2 separate regions of the Homo sapiens genome follow, and region 1 is linked to region 2. Evidence: chromatin loops called from intact Hi-C (ENCODE). Cell type or tissue: PC-3. All regions are shown on one strand. Each heading gives the region's core, and the rest is flanking DNA. Links, peaks and the distances in the headings are about the cores only.

Region 1 (12,559 bases), core at 2,423-7,422, 160 kb after region 2:
GCTGTCGTGGGAGAGCTTTCTGTTTCAGGTCAGCTGACTGCGTCCAGGAGACTGGAGGGAGCCCATCACCGCCTGCCCCGGAATCACCGATTGGGAAGAATCCTTGGAGGCAGCCTCAGCTGACGCCTCCATTTCTGACTGACAGTAGTGTAGCGACCATCGCGGTCACGTTTGGCGTATTTCTCCTTGCCTCGTCTACCTCAGCGACAACCAAGTGAGGCAGGTACTGTCATAACCTTCATTTCACAGATGGTGAAAAGGAGGCTTTGGGACGTTCACGGTCATGTGACTGGTCAGTGGTGCATATAGAGCGACAGTAGCCCTAGAGAGGGTTGGTGGTGACCTGCCTCGGGCACGTCCGGTGCTGGTGAAAATTAAGACCGAACTTAACTTTCACTTAAAATTAAGGCTGACCCTAGAATACAGATATCTGGGATTTTCCTGCTCAAGAGCACTGTAAACTACCTCGTGTCCCCCTCCAGGATGCCCTGCCTAACCCAGCTCCCCTCAGCCGAGCTCCCAGCTCCCCATCACCTGGTATCGACCATGACAGCTCTGGGTGGACACCTTCTCATGTGTCAGCCCCCCCACAAAGAAACAGGAAAGGAGACCACCACACCAGGCCCGGACTGCAGCTACAGCAGAGTAGCTTCTCTGTATGGACTATGGATAGCTTGAGTCAGCTTCCAAACCAAAGGCCAGAGGACTCTTTCTCTGGTGTGTGGCCAGCACCAGTGACACAGCCAGAAATGGTATGTGGCCTTTCTGCAGGATTCTGGGGAGAAAACACTGTGATAATGACAAGGCTGATTTTTTTAATGTATTTGGATCTGATTCGGAATGAATTTGTAATTCCCGTAATGATGCTTTCCCGAAGGAGAGAGGGAAATGTTCCGTTGAAGAGGGTTTGGCAAAAGCCAGTGTGTGACATTGGTAGGGTGTTTGGGGGTCGAGGGACAACTGGAGTGTCCATCCTGAAATTGTAGGTGCTGGGTGCCACTCATACAGTGTTCAGAGTGGGGGGGCATCTTAAGTAACTGTGAAGGATTTCTCTTTGTACAATACTTCTTTACTTCGGAGTTGAGAGGGTAATGGCGGATGTAAGATGAGAGAGACAGCCACCTGTTTTCTGGATGCCTTGGCAGTGGGACATGGCTACGACCCTCCCAGGTGCACACCTCTCAGGAAACTGAACAGCAACCTAAGTGCTTTGGCCAGGTGACCTGTGTGCAGAGCTTGGACCGCACTGACTCCCCCAGTGGCCTGACAGTACCAGAGGCCCATGGTCAGCATTCCCAGGCAGAGCACACAGCGGCGGCTCCTTCCTGCCTGGCTTCATATCCCAGATGGTGGCATTGTTTCCAAGGAATGAAAGTCAAATACACTTTCAGAATCAGAGAGGAGATCAAGGGTTTGAAATAGCCAAGACCAGTGCAATGCCAACTCTCACATTTACCCTCCCGGGCTGTCCACTCCGTGAGTGTCGTTGGCATCTCTACTTTCCACTGTGCTATGACACAATTGGGACCACCTTCCTGGGTCCGGGGACCTCTGAGAAGTTGCGGTTAAGTGGGGGCTTGGGAAGAACAATATGAATGTGAAGTTAAATTCTGAGGCAACCCGGTTCCTAAAAAGTCCAAATCTTAGATTTTCCAGCTGCCTTGCTTTGAGTTTCTAGAACTGAGCTTCTAGAGATTGGGAAGACAGAGGGCCACTAATGGACCCCATCATTTTACCGAGTACTTAAAATGCAATCTTTTTTAAATTTTCTTTTTCAGTTGCTCTTTAGAAGTTATCCCAATATATAATTTTTGACAGAGGATAAACTTAAATACGTAGGACACCTCACTGTAAAATTATGGAGACGGGTTTTGCATGTGGCTCCTGGAACCCATCTTACTGCCTTACGGTCAAGCCACAGGCACATTACTGCAAGAGGCTTAATGTGCACTTGAAGTATGCGGGTCTGTTGGTGTGAAGAACAAAGTGGAATCCAAGCTGTGTCTGGGAAGCGACACAGTCTACTTAGAGACCGGATATTATCCTTGTCATCCATCAGATGTCTGTGGTGAGCCTGCAGGGGATGGAAAGCACCAACAGAATGGCAAGCAAATTGGGAAAGCCAAGGGAACTCCCAGAGTGGTGAGGGTGGTGGCCTTGAGCATCCACTAAGTAGACCTTTGGTCCAGCAGGAAGTGTACCAGTTCAGATTGCTGCAGCCACAAAACTCACTAACCAAAGGCTTAAGTGATACCCTGTCTTCATCCTACTCTGATGAGAAGTTGAGAAACATCATTTAAACAGACTCATGTGGTGGACTGAGCACCGCTTCCAGGATAGCCACAGACACAGCCCCCATCTTGGGACATTTCAGAAGACAGAAGGAGGACCCGCACAGGAGAGGAAAGGGCCACAGGATGGAACCGGGTGCTGGTCATGGACTCGTGTCCCTTGGAGGACGCCTTGGTGTGGCTGGTCCCATCCTCCAAGCATCACTCCTCAATATCTTACCAATGTCAAAGATGTCAGCCCATTCCTAAAATGTAAGATTGATCAAAGGCTTAAGATACAGCTCATATTCAAATGACCAGATCAAAAATGTTAAGGAAGCATGCAAATAGATGAGATCTACAGAAGAACTTAAAAGATGGAATTTATCTAGCACAAATACAACATCCTGAACTCAACTGTAAGCTGGAGAAGAGCCTAGATGATTTAGGACATGTGAAGAAGACCCAGGGAACCTGATGGCAGATGTGAGAGGTCTGCAAAATAGAATGCAATGTTTAAAACACAAGTTTGGGCTACATCAATAGAATTTAACATTCAGACTACAGCTGGTCAAACCAAATTCCGCATACTGGGTTCAGCCCCGGACCCCTTGAAGACTAACTCTTGAGAACACTAGGTGACTCCCAAAGAGAATGCCTAGACTAGACAAAAACGCTCATCGCAGTGAGGGATGTACTGAGGCATGTGGTCAGCAGGTGGGGTTTGCAGCCCATTCTCCAATCTGCCATTTAACCGTGTGACTTTAAACAGCTACTGAACCTCTCTGAATCTCTGTTTTCTCATCTATACAATATAAACTTTCTCTAAATGAGGTAATTATGTAAATCACAATGCCTGTCCCTAAGTAAGCACTCAACAAATTTGCTAAATTATTGTGATTAGTATCATTGTGCTAAAAAAAAGACCTCCTGCTGAGCTGAGGCTAGCATGTGGGAGCGGTAGGCCAGGTGTCCAGGGATAAGGTGAAAAGCCACCAGAGAGTGACACGCCCCCAGCTCCAGAGAGTTGGGTTGCAATGCAGAATTTCTGGATACTAAACTTGAGAAGCACTCCTCTGAAAGTGCTACACTTCTACTCAAAGTGTGCAGTCAGCTCAAGGTGTCCCGGAACGAACACCGGCGCTGAATGGGAACAGAGTGAGCTGGGTAATTCCCACGCCTCTGCAAGCTCTAAGATGCTGCAGCTCTTTCTCTTACACCTTCTGCAACTTCAGTATTAAATAACATAAATACGTATTGGGCATTCCCAATACCCAAGATAATAAAAAATATTCTCCAAGGAAGCCTTTTGCTCTCTGGAGGAATTAGCTCACCTAAGCCCAAACCCGTCCACAGCCACGTCCCAGGGCTAGGAACAGAAAATGGAGGGAGCGGGAGTCCCCTCCCAACCTCCCACACACTCAGAGCCCCTCTTCCACAGAGAGGCTGACTCCACCCCTGCCCCTCACCTCCTGGCATGAGCTCCACCCCTGCCCTGCACCTCTTGGTGAGAGGCGAGGAATGATGCTCAGCCGGTTCCAGTCTTCTGGGGCGCTGCTGGTCCCCGCACCAAGGGCTCCCCACAGCAGGGTGAGAACACATCTGAACAGTTCTTCTCCAGCCTGGGTGTGCGTCATGTAGGCCTAAAGAACGAACGGGTCTCGTGTGTCCAGCTGTCCTCTTAGACCATTTACTGTCTCCATTTCAGTCCACAGAGTTCCTCGTTGAGTCTCATGATGCTCCTTTCTCCCCACTGATTATAAAAGTAATACAAGCTCATTGGACAAAGTTTGGAAGACACAGAGGTCACTTTTTTTTTTTTTTTTTTTTTGAGATGGAGTCTCGCTCTGTCGCCCAGGCTGGAGTGCAGTGGCGCGATCTGGGCTCACTGCAAGCTCCACCTCCCGGGTTCAAGCAATTATCCTGCCTCAGCCTCCCAAGTAGCTGGACTTACAGGCATGCGCCACCACGCTCAGCTAATTTTTGTATTTTTAGTAGAGACAGGGTTTCGCCTTATTGGCCAGGATGGTCTCAATCTCTTGACCTTGTGATACACCCGCCTTGGCCTCCCAAGGTGCTAGGATTACAGGCGTGAGCCACCTCGCCCAGCCAGAAAGGTCACTTTCAATCACCCTTCACCTCATCATCTAGAACTAAATAATGACTACGTTATGGACTTGATATATATATAAAAGATTTATCTTACAACATGGGGTTTGCACAATTTCTTATGAGCAACATCCTTCTTTCCCGTATCAACACATTATGCAAATTTTCCAACTCATTAGATCATCTTCAAAATTATGGCTGTGGCATTCCACCCACGAACAGGGCTTTCCTTACTGGACAGTTTCCTATTTTAGCTGTTTGTGTTGTCTCCGTCTTTTGGTATTATATAGAGCATTGCAGTTAAAAAAAATTCTACTATGTAGCTTTTTATTATTTCTTTAGGATAAATTCCTAGGACAGGTTTATTGCTGGGTCAAATGGTTTAAACATTAAGAATCTTGATAAAAAGTCATAAAATTACTCCCAGAAAATTATACCAATTTACTCATAGCTGTATAGGCGAATGTTTGTATTACTCAACCTTTGTCAAACCTGACTGACTGTTATCTCACTGTTCTATCTCTGCCAATTTGAGCATTGAAAATTTTTTTTTTAATTTTACTGTGAATTATTTAATCACTAGTGGGGTTCAACATTTCACTTATTTTTGTTGGCCATTGGTCTTACTTTTGGTAATTGTCTGTTGACACTGTTTGCTAATTTTTCTCCCTGGATATTCAACATTGTTTTATTGATCCTTAAGAGCACTTTTATATTTAAGGTTTTTAACTCTTGGTCTGCCATACTGGAATATTTTTCCAGTACATTCTGTTTGCATTTTAACTTGAAATCTTATTTTTAATGTGCAAACATTTAATTTTAATACAGTCAAACCTAATAATGTGTGCATTTGTAGGTTTTCTTTGTTATGTTTTGAAAGGTCTTTCCCATTCTAAGATCAGATAAAAATTGCTCTGGTTTTTTCTCTCCAATTTTTTTATGGTTTTTTAAACATGGTGGTGTCTGATGGGAAGTAGACTATAACTCTTCTTTTCCAAATAGTAACCTAGTGTCCAGCACCCTTCACTCAATAGCCCATGTGAAATGTATGTTCTATCATATACTAAAGTAGTATAAAACATTTTAACATTATAAATTAATCAACATGAAATCAATTTTTTATAAAATATTTTGTTTTTCCATTTTTTGTTACGTTGATCTACCTTTCTCACACTGTTCGATTTAATATTTATTTATACTACCTGTGGTTTGGTAGAGCAAATACAACAACCAAATTTTATTTTACAAAAATTTTCATCTATTTTCACTCATTTGTTGTTTCTCCAATTTAGAATCACCTGGTCAAGTTCCAAAATTGCCCTGAAATGATTTTGGTTGGAATTACATTATGTTTTAAATTAATTATAGGAAAAGTATTACCTTGATAATATTGAGACTTCAAATCTGAGAGTATGGCAAATCTTTTCATTTAATTAAATTTTAAAACACTGTTTTGTTATACAAGTTCTTCACATTTCTAAAATTGATTCCAAGATATTTTATGTACTATAATAATTGCAGTCTTTTCTCCCCTATGTTTTCAAATCTTTTATTGCCAACGTATAGAACATCAATTGGCTAATATTTTTGTGCTATGACTAGCCAATTTAGTACAAACTCTTTCAATGGTAGCACTAGTGTTTTCAGTTTATTCTCTTGAATTTTTTAGGTAGAAAAGAAAAAGGTCTACAAATTACAATAATTTTTATCTGCCTTTTGGCAATGTATCTATTACTGCTTATGTTTTTCTTATCTTATTGCATCATTTAAAACTTATAGATCAGGGTTAAGATGGGGAAATGGGCTCTCCTGCCTTATTCTTCAGTTTAATAGGCTTCTTTTGATTGTTTTATCCTAATGTCTGATGTTAGGTTTTAGTTTAAAAGACAGAATATTTACCAAGTTAAAAAGTAATCATTTTATTCCTAATCCACTAAAAAGATTTTATCAGCATCTCCTAGAAGATCATCAAGATGAATATTTTTTCCTGTCCTTGAACCTATTGATGTGACAAATTATATTAACAGTATCCTATATTAAGCCAGTATCTCATTTCTGACATAAATCTTTATTAAAATTAAGATGTAATATTCTTTCAATATTCTGCATGATTTGATTAGGTAGCATTTTATTTACAATATAATGCATTGATAGGTATAAATGAGGATGGTTTATAATTTTTTTATACTATTTCAGCCAGGATTTACATAAGAATTTTGCTATCTTTGAAAAATGAATTCAGGACGCTTTTCATTTCACTGTTGGATATTTATACAGCACAAAAAAACTTGCCACTAAAATTGTCTGTGTCATGGAAGTACGCATTCTTGTTTTTGAGATAATTCTTTGACAACATTTAAAATGTATTCCAATGTCATCAATCTATCCATGTTTTAAACATCTTATTAGCCCAGTTTTGACCATCTTTATTTTCCCAAAAAATAATCAAATTTATCAAAACCTAAAAATTTACAAGCAGGATTTTATAATCATGTTTATTCTCATGTTTACTCTCTAAAACTTCATATTATGTTCATATCTCCTTTTCCATTTCTAATTTTATGCATTTGTATTTTCTCTTTATTATTTGACTTTTGGATGTCTTTTTTCCCCAAATAACCAATTGATAGATTTATAACCCATATGAATATTCTTCTGTTTTCTAACATAATAATTTTCACATATATCATTTTATTTTCTCTGCTTTTCTTCTTTTGTCTTTCTGCTTATTTTTTGTCTTTTTTTCCACTTCTTGAATACCTAGCATATCTATCTATGTTTTTTCCTATATGGTAATAAATGAATAATACAGCAATAATATGAATGAATAATATGGTAATGAATGAATAATAAATGTTAACTCCATATATTTTCACGAATACTGTTTTGACCACTCCTGTAATAGCTCATAAGCAGGATTCTATCGATACTAACTAAACAGCAAGTGCCATTTTGATTCTTGCTTTAATGCCACTTATTTTGTTGAATGATTCTTAATTTCCAAAAAGTTTAGGATTGGGGCTAAAACTTTTGGTCAAGGCTGACATAGCATATGAGCAGATCCGGATCTCAATAGTTGGAGGTAGATGGGAAGGCAGAGGGAATGTGAACAGAGACACGGACACGCACAGCCAAAGTGGCAAGTCACCAGAGTCCTGTGGTCCCAGCTCAGGAGGATGACACAGTCAGGACCACACAGCCAATGAACCTTTCAGGGTCTGGGCCTCCAGGCCAGTCCTAGGACACTGACTAGCACCAGAGAGGGGTGCACTCCTGTGCTCTCTCTCTCTCTCTCTCCCTCCTTTCTCTTTCTGTTTCTCTTCCTCTTTCTCCCTCTCCATCCCCATCTCTATCTCTCTCTATTTCTACATCAACTTCTTCTGAAAAAAATAAAAACTTTCTTTCAAAAAGGCACTATTTAAAATCTTAGTAATGCTCTCAAACCATGAAGTCTCCAATAGAAATCTCATCACCATCGCCATAAACAAATGTACTTGAGTGTGTCAGAGCCGTTTTCTCTGCCCACATGCTGGCAGAAAGCACAGCCTCCATGGTTGAGAGCTGAAACTCACGAACAGCTCTTGCCATCAGAAAACGGGGGCTTCTAAGCAAGTATCTGTCTCCCTGGTCTGCCACTGCCGCTGCCTGCTTGCCACCATTCACTGCTGACAAGCAGGTGCTGTGCACGAAAGTCACCCTAGGAACTAAAACCTGTTGTAAAACAAAGTGCATCTCCATGTGCCTTTTTGGACTAATTTCAAGCCCCATAGACTTGTCCCTACCAAATCCAAAGGAGCTTTTAATTTTGGATATGGGTTTGTGTCGTTCTTTCTACCTTTCACCATCTCCAACATGATCAACAATAGCCACGTACGTCCACGATCTAAGAAGAGAGAGAAGTGGAATAAGAGCCATCACTCACAGCCAGGCATAGTAGCATGCACCTATGGTCCCAGGTACTAGAGAGGCTGAGGCAGGAGGATTACTTGAGCCCAGGAGTTCAAGGCTGCAGTGAGCTATGATCACACCACTGCACTCCAGCCAAGGCAACAGAGCAAGACCCTGTCTCAAAAAAAAAGAAAGAAAGAACGAAAGACAGAAAGAGAGAGAGAGAGAAAGAAAGAAGAAAGAAAGAAAGGAAGAAGAAAGAAAGAAAGAAAGAAAGAAAGAAAGAAAGAAAGAGAAAGAAAGAAAGAAAGAAAGAAAAAGAAAGAAAGAAAGAAAGGGGAGCATCACCCATGCATGAAGCCAATGCCTCCCTCATGGCTGAGCAGAAAGAAGCTCCTCTGAGGCCTGACTCCCACCAGCATTGCAGCTGGGACCCCAAGGTTAGCGCCAGCATCATATCTGGGACCCAAGGTTAGCGCCAGCATCATATCTGGGACCCCAAGGTTAGCGCCAGCATCGTAGCTGGGACCCCAAGGTTGGTGCCTGCAGTTTTCACATGGCATTATGCACTCCTCATCATGCTATCCACCAAGGCCCTACCCGAGTCAGTGTAATCATTTCTTAAAAACAATGCAAATGGAAGACAAAGTTATTTTGACCAGCTCAGAAGCTGAAAGGCCTTGGCTGCCTCATGGCAGACAACAGAAGAAAAGACTGCAAACAGATAGGAAAGAAAACATGATTACATCACAGAGGTGACATTAAATCAATAGAAGCAGCACGAGATCGATGTGCCTTTGCTCGTGGTAAGAGCAGTGGGCTCGTGCATATTTTCAGATTGTGCCAAGATCGTTTCCTACTGGAGTTGTACAAAGGAAGACTTTGGGGGATGACATGGGCGGGGCTGCTGTTTTCTTAAACGTCTCATTTGATTCTTCAAGTATGGCTCTATTTTTCTTCCTTAATTCCTCAATACAGTCAATCAGTTCCAGCCCTGTGCACAAATGAGACGCCAGTACCAATACTAGCACAGGCAGCCGGGTAATTGCCAAAGAGAAGTTACTCGGAGTTAACCAGTGGAAATTGAGGCGCTGTGATTTGCCACTGCAATGACCAGACTGAAGGAAATCAGGTCATGCAAACAATTCACTTTCAAGGCTCTGCCTTTGCATCACTTAGTCTTGGACCGCGGGCCAGGGCCACAGAACAGCCCTCAAAGCGGGAGAACAACAAACCCCATGAATCCATGTTTTAGCTGAGGCAGTATCAGCAAAGAGGAAATTTCACATTGAGAAAGTGTCCCTGGGTTCTAGCACTGATTCTGCTGCTAACGATGAACTTAAGCTCTTTAAGCTCTCTGGGCCTCAGTTCTTTTTATCTCTACAATAAGGCTGTAGGAGCAGATGATCTTAACATCTTTTATTATTATTATTATTATTATTATTATTATACTTTAAGTTCTAGGATACATGTGCACAATGTGCAGGTTTGTTACATATGTATACAAGTGCCATGTTGCTGTGCTGCACCCATTAACTCGTCATTTAGCATTAGGTATATCTCCTAATGCTATCCCTCCCCCCTCCCCCCACCCCACAACAGGATCTTTTTTAACCTCCAAAATTTTTATTCTACAAAAACTGGACTAAAATTCCCCTGGATCATGTTTGCACGGTGGTAACCAAGCAAAGAGGCTAAAAAATATTGGGACATTTTTCGGCCACTCTGGACACATCATAACTAAATAATATTAAACATCCCTAAATGGAATGTTTCATCAGTAAAGAAAATACACATATAGCTCAAGCTATATCCTGCCATCGATCTGAGCACGGAACAGAGGCAGGATATGGCCATGGGTTTGCATTTGTTATTAATAGGAAGGCTGAATTTTTCAGGACAAAAATAACATTATCTTCTGAACTAAGAAAATGTGAAGCTGTAAATAAAAATATTAGGTTGGTGCAAAAGTAATCGCAGTTTTTGCTGTTACTTTTAATGGCAAAAACCGCACTTACTTTTGCACTAAGCTAATAGGTGTGCTTGCCAGCTGAGAGGACAGTATACCTGTTATTGCTCTTCAGAATCTCATCCTTGGGACTCAGTGACTGTTCTGGGCAAAAATGTTCTTGGATTCCAGTCCAGGGAATTATAATTTAGCAACATGAACCCTGGGCCAATTATCTAGAAATGGTGAAGACAGATTAACAGGGACCGGCGGCTCTGAGGGCTGGAAGGAATGCGTAACCTGGTGCCGCACCTGTGTCTTCCCTGGTAGCAAAAGAGAGGTCCCAAGGAGGCCTCAAGAACAAGGCAGTCAGGCCTCTCCTGCCTGAGAAATCTACCACATTTGGAGAAGAAGGAGAAAGAGGATTCCAAATCTCATCAATACTGCAGCTGCCATAGTCCAAGCAAAAGGATGCGATGGTTTGAGAAGAATGATAGGCCTGTGTTCTGCATCATAACAGGCAGAATTTCTGTTATCCATGCCCGTTTCTGGACCTGCCTCCTCCCTTGTGAAACAGGAGTGACCCCCTTCCCGCCGCTGAGCTCAGAGAGCCCAGATGGGGGCCTGGGAGGCTCATTCACCGGAGACCTGTTGGCCTCAGACAGTTTTTCCATCCATTCTGAAAAGCTTCCGGTCCTTTTTCTTATTTTTCGGAAAGTTTCTTTAAACAGTTTCAATATGGTTCTTCTTTTTAGGGTGTTTTGTCCTGTACTGTGTTCCCCCAAAATGTATATCTTGAACTCCTTATCCCAAAGACTTCGGAATGTGACCACATTTGAGAAAGGGCCCTTGAAGAGGGAATCAAGTTAAAATGAGACAGTTGGCTGGACCTTAATTCAATCCGACTAGCGTCCTCATAAGAAGACACAGACACACACACAGAGACGGCCATGTGAGGACACAGGGAGAAGATGGCCATCTGCAAGCCAAGGAGAGAGGCCTCAGGAGCAGCCAACCCTGCTCACATCTTGATCTTGGACTTCCAGCCTCCAGGGTTGTAAGACAATACATTTCTGTTGCTGAAGCCTCCTGTCTGCAGTGCTTTCTTATGGCAGCTCTAGCAAACTAACACAGGGCAAGTGAACACAGTAAACAAAAATTCCTGCAAGGCAAATGGTTGTTAAGAGAAATAGTCCGTTGGGTGAAGTGGTGGCAGGCAAGAGCTCAGATTTAGTACAGGAGTTTGGGGGCCCTATCCTGCCCCGCCCCACCGGCAGACAGCCTCAACTGCCCACAGCAAAGGGGAAGAGACCAGGGGAGGCAGGTCCTGGCTATGCTTGGGTCTGGGGAGCTCGTCCTCAGGTGCTGTGTGGTGTTTCAGGAGCTCCCAGGAGGGGACAGCAGGCCGGCTACGAACAGTGGCTAAAGGTGGGGCATTTGTGCCTGGCTTGGAGGATCAGATGGAGGAGGAGAGGAGACAGCATTCCAGGCCTGAGACAGGATGAGCTCAACCCGGGTGGCAAAGAGGAAGCACGTGTGGGGTGTTTGAGGCAGAGGGAGTGCCCAGAACAGCCACCGGGAGCAGTGGGTGGAGTTAGAAAGGGTAAGCCGAGATACCACGTGGAACTCAGGGCTGGGGCTCCTACGGAGGGCTCTGAACGCCTTGCTCAGGAGTCAACTTTGGACAAAATGAAGCTGTCCACATCTGAAAAACACTACTCTCCCCTTCACCACCACCCCCTAAGAGAAGACAAGCTGAATCAATGCACATTTTTTATTAATTTTAAAAATATGTTTTATTGATCTTCAAAACTCTTTTAAGGAAAGGGGAGTCATTGGAGATGTTCCAGTTTGGGAAGGTTGGTGCCCACGCATGGCGACCCTGGCCCATGAGAAGGATCAGTTTGGGAAGGTTGGTGCCCACGTATGGTGACCCTGGCCCATGAGGAGGATCTCCAACGGGGTGGACGAGGAGACTGTGAAAGCCCCTCCCCAGAGAAGTGCGGCAGGTCCAGGCCCCGAGAAGACCCAGGTATGGCCGCCGGATGCCTCCGTTCCCCGTTCCCTCCATCCCTGCCACGAGCCTGTGAGCTCACCCAATCCCGATAAGATCACAGCCCTCAGGGTGCACGGTTGCAGGTCCATTCCCTGCAAAATCAGAGTTAATTAATACAAGGCCATGGACAGAGCCCGACAGTGGGGGCCTATTCTCCCCCAGCTGTGCATGAACAACTCCATGTAATATTTATAAACCAAGTTATGCCTGTGCACTGAAGAGAGGCTGGGCCCTGAGGACTATTTTGCTGGCTGTATTTCATGAGTTCAGGAGCTCCATAGGGAGGTG
Region 2 (12,559 bases), core at 4,259-9,258:
GGGGGGGATTAATTCTTCTCAAATAATTACGGTGAGACCAGTGGCCATCCCTGAAGCCACCTGACACCTCCACCTCTGGCTTGTGCCCTCCTTGTGTTCAAAGTTCCCAACGTGTGAGCCGAGAAGAGGCCACAACTGCCTCTCAGACTTTCTTAAGGATCCTTCCCTGGCCCATCCTACCCAGCGCTCACTGTCCTCAGGCATAAAGCACAATAAAAACGCACCTTCACTGGGCCAAGTTTTAGAGAAAGTAAAGGATGCCCTGTCCTGAGGCCATGGTATAAACTAGTGACTACACAGAATCTGTCTGGTCCCAAGGATCCCCCTTCCCTGGCCCCTGCCTTCCCTAGTCCCAGCATTGCTGAGACCCCCAGTTTGCAGATACCTCTCAGTGCCTGTAACCCCACCTCAAGTCCCTGTGAGCTCAAGAAGTGGCTGGTTATTTCAGCCAACTGATCCAGTGGGAATCTGGACCAATCCCACCACCCTGTGTAGTCAAGGCAGGGTAGTGGGATTGGAATGAATTAACTCAAGGTGAATGAAAACAGATCCCAGATAGGATGCTGCTGTGAAAATATGCATGTTTGAATGCAGGCTCATGCCCCTGCTTTCCATGCTCAGCAGGTACTCTTCACATCGGTGATGTTGTTGTTTTGGGAGGGGGGAGACTGTTGATTTTTCTAATTACATAAACAAACCATGCTCCTTGCTGGGAAAAAAATGAAAAAAAAAAACCATACAAGAAAATACCTCTCCTGAATCCATCTTTAGAAAATTACTTTGATTTTTGAAAATACAAATGCTTTGCATTGTGGAAGTTCCTCTTTCCTCCTAAAGGAAAGCAGCCTGGTGGATCCGGCTTGAAATGATCCAGATTCCCAGAGGAGGCGCACAGCTTCAGTCCAGTCGCTCTGCCCAGCATCCCCACAGCTCTGCCGGCAAGGTTACAGCATGCCCAGGACGGGTGGTGTCCACGGACATGGGCAGAACAGAGCAGAGAGTTCCAAAAGGAAGTGGGAGTGCTCTGGAGTAGGGTTGCCCTGAGCCAGCTGTTGTTTCCCCAGCTTCCCCGTGGGACTCTCACCAGGAGCAAGCAGCCCTGTCCCCAGGTTCATTCCCCCAGGGCCTATCCGGAAAGTGGGTGCCCCAAGGAGTCAGTGGAGGATGCAACGACGTTGAGACCCACCAGGCAGGCCTCCTGCAGGAGGAGCGTGCCCTGTGTCTGGGGGGCCCAGGGGCTGCTGTGGCCGGGGTTCCTGTCTGGAGGCGACAACACAACGGGGGACAAGAAACAGGGAGGCCGACCCCGAGCCCTGCCTCCTGAGAAACTCTCCTGCTCTCTGTGCTGAGAAATCTTTGAGGCCTAACTTCTTACCCCAGCAAGGTGTAGGGATCCCATCGCGAGGCACACCGCCGAGGCCAGGCCACAGATAATTGCACCTGAAAGATGTGCGGGGGCTTTGACTCCGGGCATCAATGTTCCATTTGGCCGCCTGGGCGCATCCATTATTCGTGGTAATGACAACCATAACTTCTACGGGGCTTTTCATCTTCAAACCACTTTACAAATACGGTCTGTTTAATTCGAACTGCAGCTTCCCTCTCTCCATCCAAGTGCATTCGCCCTGGCTCCAGGTGCACAGGCAGGGTGCAGACCGAGCTTCTGTGGAAACCAAGCCGCATCCACCAGGCTGCTTTCCTTTAGGGGCAAAGCGGAAACTTTCACCATGCAAAGCATTTGTATTTTCAAAAATCAAAGTAATTGCCTAAAGATGGATTCAGGAGAGGTGTTTTCCTGTATTTTTTTTTTCATTTTTTTCCCAGCAAGGAGCATGGTTTATTTATGTAATTAAAAGGAAAAATCAACAGTCTCCCCACCCCCAAAACAACAACATCGCAATTGTGAAAGTACCTGCTGAATATGGAAACTATGTACGTGATCCTGCATTCAGAAATGTGTATTTTCAAAGCAGCATCCTATCTGGGAATCCATTTAACTCACCTTACTCATTCCAGTCCCACTACCCTGCCTTGACTAAACAGGCCTGTGAACAGTAATACCCACCCGTGGACTTCCGTTCTGCCATCCCAAATCCCGGAGACAGTGGGTGCTAGGTCAGCCCCTGGGTGCTGGGGAGAATGAGTGCCTCAGGAAGGTGCTGGGGTGGGGAGGGCGGTGCCAGGGGAGGGTGAGGGAGTGCAGGGGGGAGAAGGGATGGATGGAGGGTCCCTTCGCCTCCCAGGAAGGGAGGAGCTGGGCTGGGCTGGGGTGGGTTGGGCTGGGGGTACCACCCTTCCTTCCCTGCACCCATCCAGGAATCCGGAGTCTGCTCAGCCCCGCATCTCACCCCACCCATACCGTGCAGAGTGCAGGGCAGCTGCCGATGCCTTCGGCAGAGCGCCTGGCTTCCGGTGCTTAGCGTGAGAAATGTTCTTTTTGGTGATAGCATCTCGACATAAGGTGTTTTTGGAAAACGACAACACACTCATTTTCCTTTCATCATGTCTCAGTCAGGATGGCCCCGGGACTTCACGCACACGGGGGACCTTGGATCATCCGCTGTAGGATCCATACCGGCGAGCACCCCAAGAAGTCAGCGTGCCGCCTGAGGCGAGGGTCCCCAGGGACGCCCCCAGGCACCGCCAGGTGCCACCCCCGCCCTGTGATTGGACGGCAGGGGCTCTGCTGGCTGTCACTCAGCCAGGTCCTGGGAAGCCCCGATACTCAGGCTCCGGGTATGGCGGCTGCCCTGGGCCCTCTGCTCTCACTCTGCGGTTACCTCTCACCCACCGCGACATTAATCCTTCCCCAGCAAGAAGAAGAAACGCTTCCCCAAAATAAAACCGTTCACTCAGATTCAGGTCATCATCACCAAAATGCCTGTGCACTCTGCGCCCGAGGCCTGGGACACCCGGCTGCAGGCAGCCCCCCAACCCTGTCCCTGTCTGGTCTGGTACAGGTGTGTCCCCAGGCCAGTGACCTCTTACCTGCCTAGCCCACCTCAGTGGACTGGCCTTGCTTCTTCTTGCCTCTTTCCATGTTCCTGGACCAAAGCACTGAGGACCGGTCTAGATGTGGGCTCTGCCCCAAGGGAGGTGGGGCAGCCTTGGGGAGGTACCCACTTCCCAGAGCCTGGGCATGTTCCTTTGGGAGGAGAAGGGTAACAGGCAGCACCTCTGATCCCCCTGTCCCCACTGCTACGTGGTCCTACCCCTAACATGAGCTGATCCCTGGGTGTGAACACCTGGACCCTCTGCCCCACTGCCTGGGGCACGTTCCTTTCCTGGGCGGGTCCACAGCTTCACTGGGAGGGAGATGTCCTCCAGGACCACCTGGGGAAGTGGGGGCTCAGTGCACAGAGCAGGAACAGAGGCCACAGGTCTGCCTGGGTCTGGCGATCTCAGGGACTGTGGAAAGAGCCCAGCCAAGCCCCAAATCAGCATCCCAGTGAGTGGTGCCCTGGGAGCCCACGGGCGGCCCCATCGCAGGAGCTCCAGAGGCCATGGGAGCTGGTGTGTGGGAGGGGTGGTCTCCTGTCAGAGAAACTGTGGTGTGGGAAGGAGGAAAAGGAGCTGCGGTCCTGGCAGGCACAGCGCCTCCTGTGCTCCTGTCTCCCGCGGAGTAAGTGGCCATGTCCCTGTGGGAAAGGGAGAAGCTTGAGCCCCAGAGGGGCTTAGTGAAGCCAGCCGCAGGTGCCTATTGGCCTAGTGAGTGAGAGGTGGGCTGTGAGCCCGATGCAGCTGAATGTCGATGGGGGATCTCTGCTGACAGTGACCTGACCCTAGGGCACTGCCAGGGTCTCCAGGGGAGGGGCGGTCTGCACAAAGGGCCACAAGCTGGGGGCTTGAAGCAGTGGACAGTTATTCTCTCAAGCTGGAGGCAGCAGTCCTCGGTCCAGGTGCAGACAACACTGGGCTCCTGCTGGGGGTCCAAGGAGGGTCCCTCTGCCTCTCCCAGAGCTGGTGTTGCTGGCGGCCTCGGCACCTGGACTGGTAGGTGCCTCCCTCCAGCCTCCACCTCCACCCTCCATGGCCTTGTCTCCGTGTCCCCACTGTCTCCCTCTGTGAGTGCCTGTCTCCGAGGGAGCCCCTTCTTATGAGCGTGGCCAGTGTGTTAGATTAGGGCTCACCTTACTGAATTATGATCTCACCCTAATGACACCTGTGACGACCTTATTTCCAAATAAGGTCACATTCACAGATACAGAGTTATAGACATTGATTGTCCTTTGGGAGAGGACACAGTAAACCCACAACAGGCATGGAACAGAGCTCTAATCTCTGCGACGCAACAGAGCCTGGGGGCTCAGCACCAAGGGCAGAGGCAGAAAACCCAGCCAGGGGACAGCCTCTGGGGACACGATGAGAGTTCATTGCTCGGGGGACAAGCCAGGCACTGGGGCTGGGAGAAAGGCAGGCTGCTGAGGACCGGACAGGCACAGAAGCCCGCCCAGCACCTGGGCCAGTGGCAAGGCTGTCCTTCGGCGTGGGGAGCTACACACTTCAGCTGGTCATCTCTCCACCCAGGCTGGAAGGAAAGGCTGAGGCCCGGAGGAATCTGCCTGTGGGGCTAGCTGGGCTCTGCTGGGAGAGAGGTGGGAGACAAAGGCTACCAGGCTGCTACATAAGGGCTGGCCCTCAGCGCTCACGGCCATCTCATGTACAGCAAAAACAAAAGCAACCCCCCTCTTAAGGAAAAGTAGGCTCTGCCCCACGTGCTGTCCAACTGTCCTGTCGTTAGAAAGAGCATGCAGACACGGGCATGCTGTCATGAGAGTCAAGAAGGCAGGTGTTCACAAAGGCTGCGCCTGCAGCTCTTAAACCCATATGGAATAGAGGAGATGGAAAGTAAGCACCCACTGTTTAAAGGGCTTGCTTTTGAGACTAAGGGTATTTTTCCCTACATTTCTCTTCTCTTCCAAGTGGATATTGATGAATATTGTTTTATGGTGAAACATGTTTTATTTTATTTTCCTTTATTTTATCCTGCGTTTTTTTTCAGGGTCTCACTGTAGCCCAGGCTGGGGTGCAGGGGCCTGATGTAAGCTCACTGCAGCCTCAGCCTCCTGGGCTCAAGCAATCCTCTCACCTCAGCCCCTCAAGCAGCTGGGATTATGGGCAAGTGCCACCATGCATGGTTAATTTTTTATTTTTTGTAGAGAAGCGGTTTTGCCGTGTTGGCCAGGCTGGTCTTGAACTCCTGAGCTCAAGCAATCTGCCCGCCCCGGCCTCCCAAAGTGCTGGGATTACAGACATGAGCCACCACGCCTGGCCAACACGCTTTATTTTAAAATCCTCCATTAAATGAAATAATTAGAGAATAAAAAATTCCACTTCAAATAGGCAGAAACTCCTTTTGTTATGCTCTATTTGTTACAAATCTCTCTAAAACGGTGCCTGCATTTTCCTGTAGAAGGAACCTGAAAGCGTCCATGTTGGGTGTTCCCATCGCTGCTGTGAGTCCTGCTAATGCTGACCCTCAGTTACTGCTGACCAGCACTATACATAGGCCGTCGCAGAGGATGAGACCGGCTTGAGGGGCTCTGACCAAAGGGAACCCACTGGGAAGTGTTAAAATAGGACATTTCTGAAGGGCTCACTTGATGTTCTCTTAGAACAGGGCTATGAAGAAAACAGTGACTGATTGTCCCGAGGGGGTTTATTTGTCTGAGTCAAAATTGTGCTTCCTCTGCCCAAGGAAGAGCCTGGTGGGAGGAGGAGGCCCTGGCCTCACTCCCCTTCTTGTCACTAGGATGGGCAGACATGGGGCAAAGCAGCTTCATTTTTCTAGTGTTTAAAGTCTACCACTACCCACATATTGTTCATTTATGTCCATGAATCCCAGACTTAAGAAACTATTTAATTTGATCATGAATTTCTTCCAAGAAATGGCACCTTCCCACAGACCAATGTGTGTCTCTGCCAATGGAGGGGCATGGCAGCGTTTGTGGGGGAGGTGGGCTCCCTCTTGCAGAAATGCCTCGCCCCACTCCTTCTGCCAAATCTTTCCTGGGTACTCCTCTCTAAGTGTGTAAATGGAAGACATTTCTTGCTTTTTAAAGTCTGTACTATATTCATTGCTCAAACATTCTAGGGAAAATCCATTTTCTTATAACGCTAAGGAAAATTCTTAGGGTCAGTCCTGCTTAACAGAAAATGAAGGTGTTCTCTGTGTTACAAGTGAGGAAAATCAAACTTGGAGAAGTGAAAGGAAGTGTCTAGGTGACACTGTGTTGCAAACCCTCATGTAAAACAAATTCTCTGTGGTGCCAATCGGAAGTTGAGGATCATTATTTCACTGAGCAAGGAAGTGATAGTGGAGATGACGACAGCCAGAACTGAGTCTGTATACATAAGGCCGAGAGTAACTTGTTCAAATGAAAAATTAACTGTTTATTTAAAAGTAATTTAATTGCCAGCTGAAAAATTTAGTTTTCTCTCAGGAGGCACACTGGGGGTTGGGTAGGGTGACTGAGAAGTTAAAGCCTGGATGAATCTGCTTTTACTCCTGGAAATAAAATGAGTCACTCCTTTGATTTAATAAGGGAGTGGGGATTTTATAGGTAATGTGTACATAGAAGACAGCCCGAATGAAGAGAATGTCATTTGCATTTTGGCAAGGAGAAGAAGAAAAAGAACAAGGAGAAGAGGGAATTTAGAATGTGACAGTGGCTGGATGAAAGTCCTATGTTTAATTTCTGCAACTTAAAATGTTATTTACTTATGGTTTTCACCAGAGAGCAGATTTATGGATTTTTTAATCTACTTTTCTAATAATGAGCATGTATTAAGTGTATAATTTTTAAAATTCACCTTTAAAATATGCCATTTATTCAGTTAATAACTTTGGAACTTGGAAGAGAAAATGTTCTCAGTAAATTAAACCATAAAGTCTACAGATGAATCAAAATAGATATATGTAAGTTCTCTAAAGAGACAGAAGGTGTCCTGTGGCCTGCAAGATCAGTATGTGATGCAGGCAGTGCACCATGGAGGCACACATCAGTGTGTGATGGAGGCGGGTGCACCATGGAGGTGTACATCAGTGTGTAATGCAGGCGGGTGTACCGTGGAGGCACACATCAGTGTGTAATGCAGGCGGGTGCACCGTGGAGGCACACATCAGTGTGTAATGCAGGCGGGTGCACCGTGGAGGCACACATCAGTGTGTGATGCAGGCGGGTGTACCGTGGAGGCACACATCAGAGTGTGATGCAGGTGGGTGCACCGTGGAGGCGCATATCAGTGCGTGATGCAGGCGGGTGCACCGTGGAGGCACACATCAGTGTGTAATGCAGGCGGTGCACCGTGGAGGCACACATCAGTGCGTGATGCAGGCGGGTGCACCGTGGAGGCACACATCAGTGTGTGATGCAGGCGGGTGAACCGTGGAGGCACACATCAGTGTGTAATGCAGGCAGGTGCACCTTGGAGGCACACATCAGTGTGTGATGCATGCTGGCGTACCATGAAGCCACACATCACTGTGTGATGCAGGCTGGTGCACCGTGGAGGCACACATCAGTGTGTAATGCAGGCGGGTGCACTGTGGAGGCACACATCAGTGTGTAATGCAGGCGGGTGCACTGTGGAGGCACACATCAGTGTGTAATGCAGGCGGGTGCACCGTGGAGGCACACATCAGTGTGTAATGCAGGCGGTGCACCATGGAGGCACACATCAGTGTGTGATGCAGGCTGGTGCACCATGGAGGCACACATCAGTGTGTGATGCAGGCGGGTGCACCGTGGAGGCACATATCAGTGTGTGATGCAGGCTGGTGCACCGTGGAGGCATGCATCAGTTTGTAATGCAGCTGACTGCAACCTCTGCCTCCTGGGCTTAAGTGATTCTTGTGCCTCAGACTCCCAGGTAGCTGGAACTACAGGTGCAAGCCACCATGCCTGGCTAATTTTTTATATTTTAGGTAGAGATGGAATTTCACTATGTTGGCCAGGCTGGTCTCAAACTCCTGGCCTCAGGTGATCTTCCCACCTTGCTCCCAAACTGCTAGGATTACCAGTGTGAGCCACTGCACCCAGCTGTACTCTTTATCTCTAAGTAGTTTTGCCTACTTCAAAATCATGTTCTCTCCTGTGTTTTTTTTTCCTATAAACTTAATGTGGTTTGACCCTGTGCCCCACCCAAATCTCATGTTGAATTGTAATCCCCAATGTTGGGGGAGGGAACTAGTGGGAGGTGATTGGATCATGGGAGTGGATTTCCCCTTTCCGGTCTCATGATTGTGAGTGAGTTCTCACAAGATCTGGTCGTTTGAAACTGTGTAGCACTTCCCCTTTTGCTCTCGCTCTCTCCTGCTGACAGTGAGAAGATGGGCTTGCTTCCCCTTCACCCTTTGCCAGGATTGTAAGTTTCCTGAGGCTTCTGTACAGCCTGCAGAACTGTAAGTCAATTAAACCTCTTTCTTCATAAATTACCTGGTCTCTGGTAGTTCTTTATAGCCGGGTGAGAATGGACTAATACAAAGCTTGATGGCTTTACTTCCTTTTTTTTTTGAGATGGAGTCTCGCTCTGTCGCCAGGCTGGAGTGCAGCGGCACAATCCCAGCTCACTGCAACCTCTGCCTCCCGGGTTCAAGCGACACTCCTGCCTCAGCCTCCCAAGTAGCTGGGATTACAGGCGTGCACCACTACGCCCAGCTAATTTCTGTACTTTTAATAGAGACGGGGTTTCACCATGTTGGCCAGGATGGTCTTAATCTCTTGACCTTGTGATCCACCCACCTTGGCCTCCCAAAGTGCTGGGATTACAGGCGTGAGCCACTGAGCCCGGCCGATGGCTTTACTTCTACTTGTAGATCCTTACTCCATCTAGAATTACCTTTGGGTGTAGTGTAAGGTAAGAGTTGAGGTTTTTTTGTTGTTGTCATTTCCATACGGTTGTCCAGTTGCTCCCACACCATTTATTGAAAAGATCATCTTTTCTCATTTATTGTTTCGGCAACTTTGCCAAAAATCAATTGATTATATATGTGTGGGTCTGCTTTGTGCCTCGATTCTGTTCTATTGGCCTATATTTCTATTGTACACTAATCCCACACTGTTTTCATGACTTCAGTTTTACATTGTCTCAAAATCTGGTAATGTGAGTTTTTCAATTACTTTCCTGTTTTTCAAAATTGCTTTAACTATTTTAAGTCCTTTGCATTTCCATGTAAATTGCAGAATTTGTTTGTAAACTTCTGCCAAAAAAAAATAAGCACGGTTGAGTTTTCATTGAGATTGCACTGAATGTAAGATCAGTTTGGGAGGACTAGAACTCTTCATTATATCAAGTCTTCAAATCTGTGAATACAACCAATCTCTCAACCACTATTGGTCATGTTTAATTACTTTTGGCAATATTATATATTTTTTGTATACAAATCTTGCATGTATTTTGTTAAATTTATCCCTAAACATTTCACATTTTTTATTGTATTAGACATTATGCTCTTAATTCAGTTTCCCATTGTCCATTGCTTATATATTGTAAAAGAAATGGTTTTTATATATCAACTGGTGTCCTGTGGCTTTGGAACACTCACCTATTGGTTTTTTATAGGTTACAAGTATTTTCTATGTACACTAACCTGTCATCTAGGAATAGAGGCAGATTTTCATCTTCCTTCCCAATCTGTGCTTTGTATTTCTTTTTCTTGTCTTACTGCAGTGGCTGTGAATTCTAGTACAACACTGAGGGGAAAATAGTGAGAAGTGACAGTCTTACCTTATTTCTTACCTTAGGGAAAATAAATTCAGTTTTTCACCATTCATTATGTTATCTGTAGATTCTCCATAGATTATCTTTATCAGATTAAGGAAGTTCTCTTAGATCTCTAGTTTTGCTGAAAGTTTTTCTCAATAATGGGCCTTGAAGTTTTTCACATTTTTTTCTGCATCTGTTAAGATAATTATATGATTTCCTTTTGATTTTGATAATACAAGAGTTACATTTATTGGTTTTCACATATTAAACCAACATTGCATTCTTGGTATAAAGCCTATAGAATCATGTTTATTTTCCTTTTTATATTGCTGGTATCATTTGCTCGTGTTTTGCTAAGGGATTTTGTTTCTACATTCATGAGAAATATTAGCCTTCAGATTTCGTTCTTTGTAAAGTCTTTGCCTGTTCTTTTGGGGAAGAGGGGTTCTAATCAGTGTAATATTCATCTCATAAAATAAACTGGGGGGTGTGCCCTCCTTCTCTATTTTTAAAATAGTTTGTGCAAGGTTAGTATTCTTTATCTCTCAAGTGTTTGCTGTCTGGGCCTCATTCCTGCTTTTCAGTAAAGATCAGAGAAAGTGAGGGAGTCATCCACGCTGCTGTTGGAGGAAGAATGCTCTAGGCAGAGAAGGCCGTCAGTGCTGGAACCTTGGGGAAGAGAGCCCCTGACATGTTCCAGGGAAAGCAAGGGGCTCAATGTGGCTGGAATAGAGAGGATGAGAGGGTGAGTGTTGAGGGACAAGGACAGAGATATTGCAGGGAAGGAAACCCTGGAGGGCCTTGTAGATCCTATTATGAACTTGGGCTTTTGTTCTGAGTGGGGTGTGAAGCCATTGGAGGGTGGGAGGCATGATGTGACTTTGTGGATGATCCCTCTGCTGATGGCAGACTGCCAGAGGGCACAAAGCAGCAGGAAGCCCCAATGGGAGCTTCCCTCTGAATGTGGGTGAGAGACCCTGGGATCTGGCCAGGCTGGTGGCAGTGGGAGGGGGAGCAGTTGTTGAATGTGGCTCCATTGTCAAGGCAGATACAGCAAGATTTGCTGACAGACCAGATGTGAAGTGTAAGGGAAAAGGGAGAATCAAGGAGTAGGCCATGGTTTCGGCCTGGAACCCTGGAGTGTTCACCGGCAGAGGCAGGGAGGACTGGAAGGGTCTCAGGTTTTGATATGTTGGGTTTGAGGTGCCGGACATCTCAGTGCGAAATCAGGAAGTGTGTGTGGTGGGAGCTGAGGGGTCTGTGCTGACAATGTGCCTCAGATGTGAGTCCAAGTGGCTCAAAGGAGAGAAGGTGACCGTGGCCAAGGCTGTGTGGAGGACAGGGCCCTGGCAGCAGGACTGAAGTGACGGCGAGGACTCAGCTAAACTGGAGGGACAGTGTTGACCATGGCTATGGGACCAAGAACCACACTGTGGGGTATGTCCTTCTGAGGACAGGTCAGCCTTGTTTCCGTCCATTGAGTGTCCGTGGGCCCAATGTTATGAAATCTTGTTCCCTCATCTTATCCAGAGGGAGCTGTGATGGTTAAATTTTGTGTCACCTTTGCTGGCTGAGGGGTTCCCAGACACTGAGTTAAACATTATTTCTGGGTGTGTCTGTGAGCGTGTTTCCCGCGGAGATTGGTGGTCTCAGTGGACTCAGGAAAGTAGGTGGCCCTTCTTCATGTGGGTGGGCTTCATGCAGTCCCTCGAGGTTCAGTGCAGAATAGAACAAAATGGAGATTTAACCTCTCGGCGTGGCTGCGTGAGCCGGGACACCAACCTTCTCCCCCACTTGGGCTGAGACTGAGACCATCAGCTCTCCTGGTTCAAGGGCCTTCAGACTTGGACTGAACCACACCGCCAGGCTTCCTGAGTCTCCAGTGGGCAGAAGGCAGACTCCATAACCACATGAGCCAATCCCTCTGGATGAATCTCTTTATACAGACATCCTATTGGTTCTGTCTCCCTGGGCTAATGCAGGGGTCTCGCGCAAAGGTGGCAGAGTTTTCAGATGTGGCATGCCTGAGAGCAGGTCAGAAGATGAAAGGGCCCTGGCCCAGTGGAAGCTGGAAGGCTGGGAGAATTGCCGTCTTACCCCCCTGGGGAGCTTCCGTGTTTGCATCACGTTGAATCGTGGCTATTTCTAGGCAGGCTCTCTGGGGGCTGAATCTAGGAGTCATTAGATCGCCCCTAGGCAAATGCCTGTGTTTTACAGATGAGCATGCAGAGGTCAGGACAAGAGCAGCTGGTCCAGCCACACTGTGTGCACAGGGACAGGCCTGTCTTCACCTGTGCTCACCGGGGCCTCTTCCAGAGGTCTCTGCAGCAGAAAGCATGTGCTCCACGTACCGGCCCCCAGCGTCCCACCAGACCAGCGCCGATCCCTGTGGGAGCTGAAGAGGAACTGTGCTGAATGAGAACATTTAAAGTGAATCATGTGTGGACTCCCTATGCTCCCTGACTCCTTGTTTATTTCTACCTTTTCTGGCGGATGCTATTAATAAAATGCTAGGAAAATCTTTAAACATGACATGAGTCAAGGGTACAGAGCTCTCAGTTCAGGCCCTCAGTGCCTAAGAAGCAAATTTTATTTGTTTTTTAGAATGCCACGTAGTTTTCTATTTCAAGCTCCCCTTCTCTCAAGGCAGATAAAACTCTGCTTCCAATCATGAAGATGCCCTCCTTTGCCCCCTGGTGTATTGACGAGATTCGAGGGCAGGGCTCTGGGTCCTCAGAACCATCTCTCCATGCAGCATCTCCTGCAAGATCCGTCTCTCATCCGACCTTGGCTCTGAGTCTGTGAAGGTCACTGCTAAATTGTCGGTGACATCTCTGTCATTTCCAGCCCC

The links. Peaks named below come from ENCODE experiments on the same cell type or tissue, not always from the same donor. Only the 100,000 strongest peaks of a DNase experiment are listed, where the experiment ranks them.
Region 1: a loop joins it to region 2, with 2.5 times the contacts of the local background. A loop is called at or near these places in 1 of 110 quality-filtered maps.

Annotation. Positions count from the first base shown.
Region 1 is chr7:155,869,642-155,882,200 of GRCh38, reverse strand. No RefSeq gene overlaps it. Among named protein-coding and RNA genes, the nearest start is that of SHH, 63 kb to the right of the region's middle. RefSeq lists enhancers at 7,724-7,773, 12,321-12,559. In PC-3, for the core only: no CTCF peak of the experiment used is centred there; no DNase peak of the experiment used is centred there; H3K27ac peaks cover 336 bases.
Region 2 is chr7:156,030,299-156,042,857 of GRCh38, reverse strand. It overlaps LOC124901789 (a long non-coding RNA gene), which reads left to right and starts at 8,294. Exons shown (of 2, transcript XR_007060614.1): 1 at 8,294-8,404; 2 at 11,926-12,240. LOC105375597 (a long non-coding RNA gene) reads right to left here. Exons shown (of 3, transcript XR_928242.3): 3 at 9,460-9,901. RefSeq lists an enhancer at 7,993-8,152 and a silencer at 8,277-8,477. In PC-3, for the core only: no CTCF peak of the experiment used is centred there; a DNase peak (open chromatin) is centred at 6,517; H3K27ac peaks cover 486 bases.